Regions from separate parts of the Homo sapiens genome. Here region 1 is linked to region 2. The links are chromatin loops, found by intact Hi-C in ENCODE. Cell type or tissue: PC-3. All regions are shown on one strand.

Region 1 (8,000 bases), 390 kb after region 2:
TTTGTTCTTTTTTTTTTTTTTGCAAACAAGTTCTCAGGATGCAAGACCTTTTTCTATAGTTTTAGCAGTCTTTTTTTTTAACCTCCAATTTGATATGGAAACATTTATCAAATGGATACTAGAAATAAGCTCCACTATTTAAAAATTACACGATTTCATTAAAACACTAAGCCTTTCATGGATTAAAAGATAGCAATCCTAAAAAAAATTACCAGTTCTAATTTTTAAACAAACAAAACTAGATTATTCTTAGCTCAAGCACACTGAGTTGCATTTACTTTGATGGTGATGGCACATATGTAAAATCATCTACACTTTCTCTTTGGTCTGCAAGTAGCCAGTCACAAATATTAGAACAGAATTCCTTTCTTTGGTGTTTAAATAATACAGGTTAATTTTCCCTAATCTGAAAATCCAAAATGCTCCAAAATATGAAACTTAAAAAAAAACTGGGGGGGGAGAGAGTTTTTCTGCTTGTTTTTTTGTTTTGCTTTTTTTTTTTTTTCAGAGACAGAGTCTTACTCTGTTGCCCAGGCTGGAGTACAGTGGTGCAATCTCAACTCAGTGCAACCTCTGCCTCCCGGATTCAAGTGATTCTCTTGCCTCGGCCTCCCAAGTAGCTGGGACTACAGGCATCTGCCACCATGCCCAGCTAATATTTTGTATTTAGTACAGATGGGGTTTTGCCATGTTGGCCAGGCTGGTCTCAAATTCCTGGCTGCAAGTGATCCACCCACCTCAGTCTCCCAAAGTGCTGGGATTACAGGTGTAAGTCACCACGCCTGGCCAAAGCCACCGCGCCCAGCCAACTTTTTTAAGAGACAGGGTCTCACTATGTTGCCCAGACCGGGGTGCAGAGGCCATTCACAGTTGCAACTGCAGTGCATACTATAGCCTCAAATTCTTGGGCTCAAGCAATCTTCCTACCTTACCCTCTAAAGTAGCTGGCACTATAGGCACAGGCGACCATGACCAGCTTTCAGAATCTGAAACCTTCTGAGTACAGACATGACACTCAGAGGAAATACTCATTAGAGCATTTCAGATTTTGGATTTCTGGATTTGAGATGCTCAACCATAAGGATAAGGACAATGCCAATATTCCAAAATTAAAAAAAAAAAACCTGAAATCCTAAACACTGCTGGTCCCAAGCATTTCAGATAAGGGATGCTCAACCTGTAACGAAAAAGTCTTTCCTCATTTGACGTATGGATTGCCACTTCAAGTTGTCTTGATGCTGAATCTAAGTGGTGATTTCATAACTGCATAAAATTCTCAAATGTCCTAACAGGGATCTAAACAGACTGCTTAGGCCTTCCAAATATTTCTAAGCTATGAAGCAAAGATATGCCAAGCACATGGTAAATGACACCATATGTGCAAAAAGCATGATTACTGCCAAAGCTTTGCTCTAAAAGGACTAAACTCTTCCTATATCAAGTCACTAAATACAGGGGCGATAACTCAGTCAAGTTATCATCAAAGCACACCAGCTGCAAAGACCGAACTGACTTTATGACTATTTAGCCTTCAGTAGTCACAGCTACAAATAAATGACATATTGCTATGGAAACGACAGCAAAATGCTCAACTATTTTACTTTAAAGACATAATTTAGACATCTGAAAACTGGCTTTATATGGACCTCTTTGTACTCCAGATATCTGAAATCATTTTTTCTAATAAGTCAAAAGTAAATCCTACATAATAAACTTATGAAAAAATAGCAGAGATAATACATTTCAGCAGGTCCCCTACACTCTAGCAATCAGCAATACCATTGAACAAAAATAAGGGGAGATGCACTATAAAAAGTGGCATGAGGTCTTTTTAGATATCTACAAAGCGTGACTTTTAAAGACAAAAAGAATACTAATGAGCAAAAGAGACTGATACACACACTAATGGTGACAGGTTGAAATATATTGTGTGAAGGCAGGAAAGGAAATAACTTCTTAAAATATCTAATATTCAGAAATCTCTAATGTTTCTTTAAAGTAGACCAAAATCAATCTATTATTACTCACAGTAGTCCCAGCAGGTAATAAGAGAACTGTGATAGCCCTCTCTAACTTTGTAACTGTTTCTCTTTAAAGAAGATAAATTTCAGCCAGGCACATTGGCTCACGCCTGTAATCCCAGCACTTTGGGAGGCTAAGGTGGGCAGATCACCAGGTCAGGAGATCAAGACCATCCTGGCCAACATGGAGAAACCCCGTCTCTACTAAAGATACAAAAATTAGCTGGGCGTGGTGGTGCATGCCTGTAATCCCAGCTACTTGGGAGGCTGAGGCAGAAGAATCGCTTGAACCAGGGAGTTGGAGGTTGCAGTGGGCTGAGATCGCGCCACTGCACTCTAGCCTGGTGACAGAGCAAGACTCCATCTCAAAAAAAAAAAAGATAAATTTCCATATAAGTTAGTTTCCAGGAAACACTGCCCAGCACCCTTGAAATTTGATTCTCTTTTCCACAAAAACTTTCAAACTACAGATGCCATCATAAGTGCAGGCAGCATACTTGGGAATACAAAATGTAAAGTGGGGAAGATTCATGGGCAGGAGAACCTTTGTAGTGATCCAAGTCCATAAATAAGGCTGATCTATGTCTTAAAAGCTTTCTCCATCATATTCAGACTCAGCATGGAATCTGGAAACCCTGCTGTTCCTGTCACTTTCAGCCAATTGTTGGTTATAATCAACAACCATCAAGTCCTAATGACTGTCAAGGTCTGTGTTAGGGCCACACAACACTCAAAGAGAAATGATGTGTCTTTTCTGGTATCCCCATTTGTTTTCCCGGGTTTCTGACCATAAAGACAACTAAGGAAAGAAAAAGGGCACTCCCCTTCCAGGACTTTTCAAAAAATACATGATCCTGTTTGCTCTTCACAGCAACTCTCTTAAAATTCTCACCTTAATAGATGAGTTATTCAAGACTTAAAGAGACTGGAAAATATGCCCAAGGTCACATAACTAATAAGTGCAGATGCTGGGATTCAACCTAAATCTGTCTGATTCTAAGATATCCAATACTCTATGCTGCCTCCCAGATGGAAAAGTCTAAATAGTGGTTATCAAACAAATTCCCATCAATTTATTAAAACATACCTATTGTGGGAGACCAATAAAAGTGACCATTTATGACCAAAATATTTAGCTCATTTATCCAAACTAAAAATTTTAAAATATTTACTGATTAGAATGTAGTGGATACGTTTCAGGAAAATAATTGGCAACATGCACCAAGTTTAAAAAAAAAGAAATTCCACTCTCAGGAATAAAGTCTTACAAAACAATCAGCAATGTGCACAAACAGGTATGTATAACAGTCATCCTAGGGTTGTGTTTAAGAGTAAAGCCTTGGGGAAAAAAATGACGCCTAAATGCCCCACTAGAGGAAAGTGGTTAAGTAAATTCCACCACAAGTATGCAACTTCTACACAACAGTCACTAAAAATAATGATGCAGATTCATAACAGGGAAAGCTATTCATAATGCACTGTTAAGTGAAAAAAATAAAAATGTATGTGTATATCACAAAAGCACAGGAAAACTGTCTGGAAAAATATATCCAAAAATGTAGATATACTTTTAAGTGGCTTTCTAAATTTAAATAATGCAAGGAATGTTTTTATAATCAGAAAGGGAGAAGTCTGAAACCACAACTACTGGTTACATAAATATGCATATTGTTAATTTACAGCCCTATTCTAAAAAGGATTTAAGTCAGCTGTGTGTATGTAAGCATATGCGTGTATAGATGTACAATATAAACATTAAACAAACTTGACAGAAGAAACTTTTTTCTTTTTTTTTTTGAGACAGAGTCTTGCTCTGTTGCCCAGGCTGCAGTGCAGTGGTGTGATCTTGGCTCACTGCATGCTCCGGCTTCCAGGTTCACGCCATTCTCCTGCCTCAGCCTCCTGAGTAGCTGGGACTACAGGCACCTGCCACCATGCCCAGCTAATTTTTTGTATTTTTAGTAAAGACGGGGTTTCACCGTGTTAGCCAGGGTGGTCTCCATCTCCTGACCTCGTGATCCGCCCACCTCGGCCTCCCAAAGTGCTGGGATTACAGGTGTGAGCCACCACGCCCAGCAAAACTGTCTTATTAAACTCATCACCGGGCCAAAAAACAGTACTTAATGTTTTCTGATTTTAATGTATGCATGAGTCTAGTCATGCATTTTCCATGAGTGATAGAAGATTATATGCATTATAATTAATTTATAATTTCTGGTAGAAAGAAAGAGTACTATGCATCTTCAAGTGTCTATAAAACTTTCTAAAAAAAAAAGTCCTTTGGATGCATGGGAACATACTGCCCTCTGCTGGAGATGTAATTCTACACCATTAGATAAAGTTTTCTTTTTTTTTTTTTTTGAGACGGAGTCTCCCTCTGTCACCCAGGCTGGAGTGCAGTGGTGCGATTTCGCCTCACTGCAACCTCTGCCTCCTGGGTTCAAGCAGTTCTCCTGCCTGAGCCTCCCAAGTAGCTGGGGCAGGCGTGAGCCACCATGCCCGGCTAGTTTTTGTATTTTTAGCAGAGATGGCTTCTCACCATGTTAGCCAGGCTGGTCTCAAACTCCTGACCTCAAGTGATCCACCCACCTTGGCCTCCCAAAGCGATGGGATTATAGGCATGAGCCACCGCGCCCAGCCCCGTTAGATAAAATTTTCTTTATTCATCAGTATGTACATAAAACACTGCATTGGGCACTGTGGGATCCCTACAAGAAAAGTCAAAATTACTTTTGTGCTTAAAAAATGCAAACCGTAAAGAAAGAAAAGAAAAAGTATATTTAAGAATTCTTCCTGGGCCCTCTGATATCATGGTACTGCTACTAAGACTATCATCATCATCATCCTGAAAAGAAAATGGCTCCATCTCATTTATAGAACTCAAAAGCACATTAGGCTACAATAAACAGTTTAAAATTTCCTAAAAGTTTCTTCACACAATTGCATTTAGAACATGGATGCTTCCTGAGTTAAAGAACCTGACTTGTCAATGTCCATTCAATACTTATGAATACTCTTACCAATACTCTCTCCCTAAATCCCAATCACCAGACTGATTTGAGGGCTACTTTCCTCCCTGACTCCTATACTCTGTCACCTGATTACAACTTTAACAGTAAAGACTCATTCCCTTCTTTCTTACTCCTCTGAGGCTTATACCCAAAATGCTTTTCCGTTTCAACGAACTTAGTTCAGCCTCAGAGGATCTCTTCCTTTGTTTTTTTTCTAATTTTGACTCAAAAATTATTTCCACTATCATAACTATTGAAACTGAATAAATACTATAAATTTCTAAAATTATCTGAAGCATCCAGTATCTCCTCAAATAATCTGAGCTCTTCATTTCAACTAAACTGGTTATCAAGATTCATTTTATACCTATATACAATCGGTTATCATTATCCAAGGTAGTTATGTTCTATAAAGTTGCTGAATTATACCAAATACTGAATAGTGAATACTGAACCATTGCTCCAGGAAAAATATAGGGCTAGGTTCCTGTGAGCCTATGGTCACAACATTTTCCTCAACTAATCAATACAGAACGTTATTTTCTGTGTGTTTCTTTTAAAAGATATTTAAGGCCAGGCGCTGTGGCTTACACCTAATCCCAGCACTTTGGGAGGCCAAGGCGGGAGGATCACACGGTCAAGAGTTCGAGACCAGCCTAGCCAACATGGTGAAACCCCATCTCTACCAAAAATACAAAAATTAGCTGGGCGTGGTGGAGGGCGCCTGAAATCGCAGCTACTTGGGAGGCTGAGGCAGGAGAATAGCTTGAAACTGGACGGGAAGTTGCATTAAGCTGAGATCACGCCATTCCACTCCAGCCTGGGTGAAAGAGCGAAACGCCATCTCAAAAAAAAAAAAAAAGACATTTAATATATATCGATTAGTTAACTTTGAAGTTAGCCAACAGCACTATAACTCATGCCTGAACAAAGCTTATCAAGCTTATCTAACACATATTTTCTCCAGAAGGCACATCACAGCCTGTTTGCCCTTTGGAACACCTCGACAGCACTTTAGCATTATACTAGGGGGCCATCTTATACTGCAATCAACAAAGCACAAAAATACAAAAAATACGGCACTAAATAGACTGCAAAACAGACACTCGATTACAGCATGAGGGCTGAAACAAGAAGGCAGAGTGTTGCCTTGTTCAATCTCAGCTGGGAATATGTGCGCTGGGTGATTCTAAGTTTTTACCACTCTGTGTCAGTGCATATCTGTGAATAACCACAAAAGCACCACAAGTATTGATTTTGGGGTTATGTATAAATTTTAGCAAGTAAGTGAATTCACAAATAAGGAATTTGCAAATACTGAGGATCAACTAACTGTATCACATAATGCCAACTATTTTTTTATTTTGCTTGATAACTAATACGACAATTTAACTGTTCACTGAATGTGTATAGTATTTACATCTTAGAACAGGTTAAATGGGCTGCTATGTAACTACAGGTACATATCATTTTTATCATGCTTTGCTTTATTGGGCTTTGTAGATATTGTGTTTTTTCCAAATTTAAGGTTTGTCCCTGCTTCCAGATTGACCCTGCTTCAGGCAAATCTATTGGTGTCATTTTTCCAAGAGCATGTGCTTACTTCATGTCTCTGTGTCACACTTTGGTAATTCTTGCAATATTTCAAACTTTTTCACTGTTATGGGGACCTGTGATCAATGATCTTTTTTTTTTTCTCTCTCTTTTTTTTTTTTGAGATGGAGTCTCACTCTGTTGCCTAGGCTGGAGTGCAGTGGTGCAATCTCGGCTCACCGCAACCTCCACCTCCCGGGTTCAAGCGATTCTTCTGCCTCAGCCTCCCAAGTAGCTGAGATTACAGATGTGCGCCACCACACCCGGCTAATTTTTGTATTTTTAGTACAGATGGGATTTCACCATGTTGGTCAGGCTGGTCTCGAACTCCTGACCTCAAATGATCCCTGCCTCAGCCTCCCAAAGTGCTGGGATTATAGGCGTGAGCTATTGCGCCCGGCCAATCAGTGTTCTTTGACGTTACTATTTTAACTGTTTTGGGGTGCCACAAACCGTGCTCGTAAGAGATGAAAAATTTAATCTATAAATGTGTGTGTTGTGACAGCTCCACCAACTAGCTATTCCCCCATCTGTCTCCCTTCTCCTTGAGCCTCCTTATTCCTTGAGACACAACAATAGTGAAATTAGGTCAATTAATAACCCAAGAATGGCTTCTTAAGTGTGCAAGTAAAAAAAAGGGTTGCATGTCTGTCACCGTAAATCAAAAGCTAGAAATGATTAAGCTTAGAAAGGAAGGCGTGTCAAAAGCTGAGACAGGCCAAAAGCTAGGCCTCCTGCACCAAGTTGTGCACACAAAGGAAAAGTTCTTGAAGGAAATCACAAGTGCTATTCCAGTGAACATATACATGATAAGAAAGTGAAACAGGCTTATTGCTGATATGGAGATGGTTTTAGTGGTCTGGATAGAAGAGCAAACCAGCCACAACAACATTCCCTTAAGTCAAAGCATAATCCAGAGTAAGGGCCTAACTCTCTTCAATTCTACGAAGGCTGAGAGAGGTGAGGAAGAGGCAGAAGAAAAGTTGGAAACTAGCAGAGGTTGGTTCATGAGATTTATGGAAAGAAGCCATCTCCATAACATAAAAGTGCAAGGTGAAGCAACAAGTGCTGATGGAGAAGCTGCAGCAAGTTTTTCAGAAGATCTGGCTAAGATCACTGATGAAGGTGTCTATACTAAACAACCGATTTTCAATGTAGATGCAACAGCCTTCTATTGAAAGAACATGCCATCTAGGACTTTGACAGCTGGAGAAGTCAATGCCTGGCTTCAAAGCTTCAAAGGACAGGCTGATTTTCTTGTGAGGGTCTAGAAAAAGTTCAAGTCAGTGCTCATTTAACATTCCGAAAATCGTAAGGCCCTTAAGAATTATGCTATATCTACTCTGCATGTGCCCTACCAATGAAACAACAAAGT
Region 2 (8,000 bases):
ACCTATAATCGCAGTACTTTGGGAGGCCAAGGTGAGAGGACTGCTTGAGCCCAGCAGTTTGAGAGCAGCCTGGGCAACACAGTGAGACCCCATCTCTACAAAAAATGAATTTAAAAAGTTAGCCCAGTGCTGTTGCACGCACCTGTAGTCTCAGCTACTTGGGAGGGTCGGTGGGGGGGAGGAGATGGAGGCTGCAGTGAGCCGTGATTGCACCAGTGCACTCCAGCCTGGGTGACAGATACAGACCCTGTCTCCAAAAAAGAAGGGAGCGCTTTCTTCTGAAAGAGCTAACTGACCCAGTTCACATCTAGTCAGAGCACTCTCAGGCTTGATCCCAAAATTACAAGGGTTTGGGAATCTTTTGAAACACTTCAGATACCACCTTAAGCAAGACACACCATGCAAAACAACCTTAAAAACATTCCCAATACAAAAGGGGAGCTGGAGATGTTCAGGATTTAAGCTCTGACAGCACCTGGCCAGGAGTGGTAAGTAGATACCAATCTGGAGGGAGACCAATGAGAAGAGATAAATTGGAGGAAGCAAATCTGGAGTCTAATTAGTTTAGCCATAAAGGGAAGGAGAAATATTAAAGAACGTGATTATATCCAGTTGAAGGTTTTTCCTCCTTCCTCCCCTACAGAAACAAATTCCTATTTATTGCTGGGTATCTGGCATATAGTAAGTGCTAAATAAACATTAGTTGATTCAACAAATGGCCAAGTTCTCTTTGCATTTCTTGCTTCTGAAAATCAGTTTGAAGCTGCCTTATATCTTTTCTGGAAAGCAGTAATAAATCGGGTTAAATCATAATCTCCACAATATGTACAACTATGCATTGAATGAGTTATTCCTAAATTAGGCAGACATGTTCAACAATAAAGTGTATCAGAAAGTGAAGGAGCTAAGATATGAATAGATAGAACCTATGAATCTTCCCAAGGAAAGCAACACAGTACGGCAGAAAGAGCGCTCGCTGGACTTGGAGTTGGACAACGTAAATTCAAATCTCAGCTCTATCTCTCAGTGGCTGTGTGGACTTGGGACCACATTATCATTCTAAATTTTATCATTTGTGAATTGGGGAATACCATCACTCTCCTCCCAGGGTTGTTGGGAAGATTAAACGGGAATTCAGCCACCAGTATGCCATTTCTGCCCCGGGTGGAAAAGATTCAAAAATAAGACACCAATTGTCAGTAATACAAAGTGGATGGATGCAGTGGTGGACACAAAGCAAACACTGAAGGGGAGACGATGTACGGGGGCAAAAGAAAGAAAAACATTAACAGCTAGGTTGTGACTTGGTGTTGGGTGTGTTTTCACAGAAGGGAGTCGCCAGTCATTCCTATAAAGCAGTCTTCTAAACCAAAGGATAAAGGTGTGGTAGGCTATCTTTTGAAGTGAGCATGTAAAATTCCTGGAAGGAAAAGTAATGAAGAGCTAACGGTTCTTGGAAAGAGGTTCTGAGAAGTGACTGGGATTTATAACAAGATACTCTTTTACGCAGAGTTGTGAAGTGGAAAGAACTAAACTGGAATACCAGCTCCAAGTATGACCTTGGGCAAGTTACTTAACCAATCTAGAGTCTCAATTGCAAAATGCAGATAATACCTCACAGGATTGCTGTAAGATTAAATAAGATAATGGATAGGAAAGCTGTTAATGCGATACAAATAACAGGTATCATTAGGAGTTACATTCTCCACCCACTTACAACATTATATGTCCATGACCTTGGGCGTGATTTCAGCTCTTTGCACCTCGGTTTCCTCATCTATAAAATGGGGAGGATGATACCATCTACCCTATAAACACTCTGAGGATCAAAGGAGACCATAGATGAGACATCAATGCCTTGAAAACCGTACAGTGCTAAACGTATAGAAACTGCCATCGTTGCTGATACATTTGATGCATGTCAAGGGCCGTGTTTATGCAGGGAAGCACGTATTTTTATGCTATACAGGTGAGGAAGCCTCTCATGCATTTATGCATCCAGGAGTGGGGCACGGGGCACAGATGCACATCTACGGATTCCGGGGGTGTGACTTGCACGCTTGAGAGGAGGACCGGAGGTCAAGCTGCTGGGCCAGGAATCAGAGGAGTGGGCGCTACAGTGGGGGTAGTGGGATGCAGGATGCATGGATGGAAAAGGCTGGGGGCACAAACACGCATGCCCAAGCCGGAAACGTTTTCGGGGGAGAGCAATGCGCATCCCCGGAATGAGGGGGGTGGGGAAGGATGCGATGTGCAAGCACGGAGGGCGGCCCGGGGGTGCGATACCGCACGCCCGGGGCCAGGACTCTTTACCTTGTCGCTGTAATCCCTCAGGACCCGCTCGATAGCCCCTGCTTCGCCGGCCCGGACGATGTAGAGGGCGCGCTCCTCATCCATGGCCGCAGGTGCGGGGGAGCCGCGGCCGCTCTGCGCGCCCAAGCCGCTGCCTCCAGGTAAACGCCTCGCGCCCCCGCTCGCTCCTTCCCAGCTTCCTTCCTTCCCTCTTTCCCTCCCTCCGTCCTGCCTCCAACCCGCCAGCCTCCGCCCGGGCCGGCCCGACGTCACCGCCCCTCAACTTTCACCCCGCGACGTCACCGCTCCCCCAGCAACCGGCGCCTCACGGCCGCCCCTGACAAGGCCCAGGACTCGGTCGAGGCCTGGCTAGCGGACCGAGGCGGAGTCAGGCCCAAGGCCCTGCTTGCTCTCCTGCCTCTCCCTCCCTCGGAGAACTGTCCAGTCTTTTAAGGGGGCTTTCACAGACTGAACCGTTCTTCTTTCCTGACCCTCCTCTATGAATCATTCTCAAAGGACTAGAGCAACCCGGCTCTTCCCCGCCCATCTATGAACCAGCCGCTAAATGGACTGCAATTCCCTGCATGCAATGGGGCTATCCCGCTCTTCCATCTAATTTACTGGCGTGCCGAATGGCATGCTGGGATTGGTAGTCATCCAGCCGGAAAGAATTCCCGCCAAGGGCATGCTGGGAACTGTGGTACCGCGAGGGCCGGAAACGGGAGTCTGGCGGCCGCCTGAGGCCAGCGGCGGGGAGACCGTTAGAGGGAGGGTCTAAGCGTCTGCTTCGGTTTTGTTCGTTATGTCGCTGACTGTCCTGCTTCAGTCTCGGCTGGCTGGGCTGGCTGGACTGGCCGACGGTCGCGGAAACTGCCATCCCTTGGTGGGAACTGTCAAGCACGGTTTAATTCCCTTTTCTCATTTAGCGGTTTCGGTCTCGGGAATTCCTTCCACCCTTATTTGCGTTCTTGTTATGTACTCAGCTACAGTAATGTGGGAAATAATTGAAGGCAGTTATCTGGATAAAAGAGGACTCGGCGATTTTCTGCCTTAATACTAATCTCTAGCATGCATCTCGTGCCACCGGGGCTCCAGACTCTCTTAGGTAATTTCCCTATATCCTCTAATTCTCCCAACACAAATTTTTGTGGAAATAAAAAGGAACCCGAATAGTTTCAGTAATTTATCCTAAGTCACACGGCCAGAGAATGGGAAAGTCGAGGTTTGAAACCAGGCCTTTCCCCCCGAAGCGGCCGCTCTACGACCTCCGGGAACTGTAATAATACCGATACAGTAGCGGTGGTGGTGATGACAAAGATTCCCATTGCCCCGGTGGTAATTACGTGTCAGGCACTCTGTTAATACTTCACCTGTGTTAGCTCAATCAATTTCATACACATTCATTCAACAAATATTTGAGAGCCTGTGCTGTGCCCAGGTGCTGTTAAATGCAGTGTGGATACAGTGGGCCCAAAGTAAAGTCCCTGCCTTCATGGAGCTTCCATTCTAGTGAGCACCCATATGAGTTATTCTCATTTTAAGATGAGGAAACTGAGTCTTGGAGAGGTTAGTTGGTTAATTTATCAAAATTGCAGATTTTTGGAAACTGAATTTGAACTCAGAGCCTGTGCTCTTTCTGCTCTCCCAAGCTTTTTTTTGATGGAAAGTGGATGAATTCTCCAAGTAATTTCAAGTTTTCCATTCCAAGCAGCCTTTACCCATAATCATCCTTGATGTCTCCCCTACCAGTCTCTCCCTCTTGAGCTGTGCTGAAGAGGAACTAGAGGGGGCAAAAGTTTATTTATCTAATGATTGAATTTCTTCTATGCTGTGGTAGATATTCTGCTAGATACTGGGAATTCGGAAATAAGAACGAACATGGGACCTGAGTTTATGGAGCTTTTGGTCTTTCTGTATATTATACTTTCCATGCAGCAAACATTTATTGAGCATATTTGAGTCAGGCATTGGGGTAGGTGCTCTGTAATAAATTAAGTCAGAAAGATTTTAATCCATCTCTCCAAAAAGCACATTTTAGTAAGGTCATGGAATAGTTAGCTAATTTTCTAAGCTAATAGTAACATCTTGCAATTGTTTTTAACAGTTTACAGAACTTTTTAATACTTCTAATCTCAATGGATCATTGGGGAAGGTATTGTTCCCACTTTATAGATAAGAAAACAGGGTCAGATGAGTTAAGTAACAAGAACTGGGACAAAAACTGAGAGCTGTTAACAAAGTATTTGGGTGCCTGCTCTGTGTCCAGTACAGAATTAAGTGCTTTGGGGGTATCCATATATTTATTTTTGGAGCAAGGGTCTCCCAGAGACGATATTAAACGAGCACAAAGTATCTTATTTCCGTAGAGATGTTTCTCTTTAGAATTCTTTTAGAAGGTCTCTGACATTTCAGACACATGTCTTTGAAATGTCTGTTTGCCAGAAATAGGCTATGTTTTTAGTCTCCAACTCTGTACTTCTAAAAAGAGATTTAAAAAATGTAAAACGAGATGAATTAATGACTTGGGAAGTTGTACTTTAGTAATTTTAATTAAATGTTCATATTCTGATTTTGTAACTCAAAGGGATCTTTGACTCTAATTCAAGTCATCTTTTGACCACTGACGAGACTCTGGTTCCAGAAAAATTAAGTGGCTTGTCCAAGGTCAATAGCAGACTCTGGGAATGGAGCCTAGACTAGCTGAGTCCTAGGTCACTACATCACTTTACCTCCTTGAATATTAGTTACGGGATACTTTCAGGGACTAGAGACTCTAGTCCTGTTCTGACTTCACTTCCTGGTGATGCTTGAGTGGCATGATAGCAAGGAATTAATATTTAGAGCCTTGGTAATCAAAGCAACAAATATTTTTTCACAAGTCGTTGCTCTTACAAACAGTAATATAGTAATCCTATATATATCTATGGATAGAGATTTTAAATTCTTAAAATATCTCCACATAGATTATTTGATTTAATCCTTACTATAGCTGAAATTGCAAGATCAATAAGAGGCACTATTTTCTTTTTTACAGAGAAAAGGGAAGTTCAGAGTATTGATTAGCTGGCTCATAAGCAAGGAAGTTTGCTAATAAGTGGTATAGTTAAGGGCTAGAAGCACCCTGGGCTCTGATAACATAAAATATTATGGACTTTCAGGTTAGGGCCAATGAAAAAGCCTGCAAATAGATACTAGTCATTTATTTTGGACTTTGATATATCCTGCTGTGGCATTTCCTCTTGCCATGACAATGGGCTAGTTGGAATGTGCCAAACTGAAGGTCTTTAATGAGTACCTGGTGCTAACAGCTTTTAAAATTCAACTGTTATAATATTTTGAATACATTTTCTTTAGAAGAAAGCAGAATTTAAAGCCTTGGCAGTTTGGTCTATTGGCTACAGCTCCAGAACTGGAGTTCAGAGAATTCCACTAATTCAAGATATGACTTGTCACTCAGCAACCACCACCTCACTATGTGAGGCCACTCACTCAGCCTTTCTTGAGGTTTAGAAATTTAGAACTGAAATAATAGCTGGATTGTCCCACAGTGTCCTTAGCTGTTAAACTAAGGGATTGATCCAGATATTATTTCAGTTCTAAATTTTTCAGTTCTAAAATTTTGTGATTCTCGGAAAAACAAAACCACCTTTAAATATGCTAATTCTTTAGAAAAACCTATTATGAAGAGTGGGGATGTGAAAATCAATATGTGCAAATCAAATATCAATATGATATATGCAAATCATTCCTTGGGCATACCTCCAAAGATTCTGATTCAGTTGATCTGTGGTGAAATCTGGATACTGGTAGTTTTAAAAGCTTCTCAGTTGATTTGAATAAGCAGCTAGTATTGAGAACCACTGGATCAATATTTTGATAGAGTATCTACCACTGAACTGGTTTTTTGATAGACCCCCAAACTCATGTGCATGTAACTCATTAGTCTTTGAGAAATAACCTGACAATATGAAAGTTATTTTTTTGGCCGGGCACGGTGGCTCATGCCTGTAATCCCAGCACTTTAGAAGGCCAAGGCGGGTGGATCACCTGAGGTCAGAAGTTCAAGACCAGCCTGACCAACATGGAGAAACCCCATCTCTACTAAAAAAAATACAAAATTAGCTGAGTTTGGTGGTGCATGCCTATATCCCAGCTACTTGGGAGGCTGAGGCAGGAGAATAGCTTGAACCTGGGAGGCGGAGGTTGCAGTGAGCCGAGATCGTATCATTGCACTCCAGCCTGGGCAACAAGAGCGAAACTCCGTCTCAAAAAAAAAACAGAAAGGAAGTTATTTTTATTTCATTTTTTACCAAGAATGCAGTCTCAGCCGGGTGCGGTGGCTCATGCCTGTAATCCGAGCACTTCAGGAGGCCAAGGCAGGCCGATCTCTTGAAGTCAGGAGTTTGAGACCAGCCTGGCCAACATGGTGAATCCCCATCTCTACTAAAAATACAAAAATTAGCTGGGCGTGGTGGTGCATGCCTGTAACCCCAGCTACTTGGGAGGCTGAGGCAGGAGAATCTCTTGAACCTGGAAGGCAGAAGTCGCAGTGAGCCAAGATTGTGCCATTGCTCTTCAGCCAAGGTGACAGAACGAGACTCTGTCTCGGAAAAGAAAAAAAAAGAATGCAGTCTCCCTTTGATAGCAAAGTTACTTAACATAGTTTGATCTTTTAACACATATGTAGTGCTCACTGGAGCACAGCATTGTCTTAGATACCATAAAAATTTTTTAAATTTTTCTTATATCCTTTGGGGATATAAGAAACAACCAAACAATAAAGTAATCTTTTTTACTGATAGGAAAAAACAAATTGAACATAGTACTGTGTAAATCAAAGCAAGATAAACATTAATGGGAAGGATAGTAGTCAGAGTAGCCTTCTTGAAGGAGGTGATCTGTAAAGAGGGATGGTGGAGAGAGCATAGAGGGCTCCAAAACGGGGAAATGCTGTAAGAAAAGGTCAGGAGGCCAAAATTAATGAGACTCTTGTTGAGAAATGACACCAACTTGGTTGAACTTGAAAGCCAGCAATGGCGATTTCTTAGAGGTCAGTTTGGTCAGTGGGAAAGGAAAAGTTAAGTATGAGAGATGTTTCATAATCAATGACGACTCTGTAACCAGCCAGTCCAACTTCGACTTACAACATGTTGCATTCCTGAAAACGTTACCTTACAATGCTGTAGGACATAAAATTAAATAGAATTGGGAGACAGGAAGGGAGAGTCTGTTGCTGACTGTCTTCAGATCTTTATGCACATTATTTTATCTCTATCTCATAAAATTAGAGTCGGACTAGATGACTTCAAAGGTTTTTTTTCCAACTCTTAAAAATTTACTTGATTCAGCCTTTCAGCACCTTTATGAGGTTCCTCAGTAATATTCACTGTATTCTGATTGCTTAAATTGAGTCCATGCCGTTAGTCCTAGGCAGATGTCCCTCTAGTTGTTTAATATTGATTGACTACCCACAGTGGGACTCTTAGATTAAGCACACAAAATGGGCTCTGCCCTTTAGGAGTTTTTATTTACCCAAGAGCAGGAATGTGGGTCAGACCTATTTGCATCTCGCTGACTTGGAATCCCATCCAAACACCTCTTGGGAAAACCCAGCGCTTTGGGTGGCAATGTTGTAATGTGGTGAAAGAACCCGGACTGAGAATCGGAAAACCTGGTTTTTAGCCCTGACTCACTGTGTGAGTCTCAGA

Evidence for each region. Hi-C counts contacts between places; a loop is a spot of excess contacts. Peaks named below come from ENCODE experiments on the same cell type or tissue, not always from the same donor. Only the 100,000 strongest peaks of a DNase experiment are listed, where the experiment ranks them.
Region 1: a loop joins it to region 2, with 3 times the contacts of the local background. A loop is called at or near these places in 3 of 110 quality-filtered maps.

The regions. Positions count from the first base shown.
Region 1 is chr12:106,382,725-106,390,724 of GRCh38, reverse strand. The region is part of intron 9 of POLR3B (RNA polymerase III subunit B); the gene reads right to left. Among named protein-coding and RNA genes, the nearest start is that of POLR3B, 29 kb to the right of the region's middle. In PC-3, a CTCF peak has its summit at 4,318 (motif pointing left); no DNase peak of the experiment used is centred here.
Region 2 is chr12:106,769,143-106,777,142 of GRCh38, reverse strand. It overlaps RIC8B (RIC8 guanine nucleotide exchange factor B), which reads right to left and starts at 2,461. Exons shown (of 10, transcript NM_001330145.2): 1 at 2,314-2,461. The coding sequence starts at 2,397. It overlaps LOC100287944 (a long non-coding RNA gene), which reads left to right and starts at 2,312. Exons shown (of 4, transcript NR_040246.1): 1 at 2,312-2,453. RefSeq lists enhancers at 1,941-1,990, 2,761-3,312 and a silencer at 2,321-2,550. In PC-3, a CTCF peak has its summit at 3,156; DNase peaks (open chromatin) are centred at 2,572 and 2,892; H3K4me3 peaks cover 2,810 bases; H3K27ac peaks cover 807 bases; H3K27me3 peaks cover 567 bases.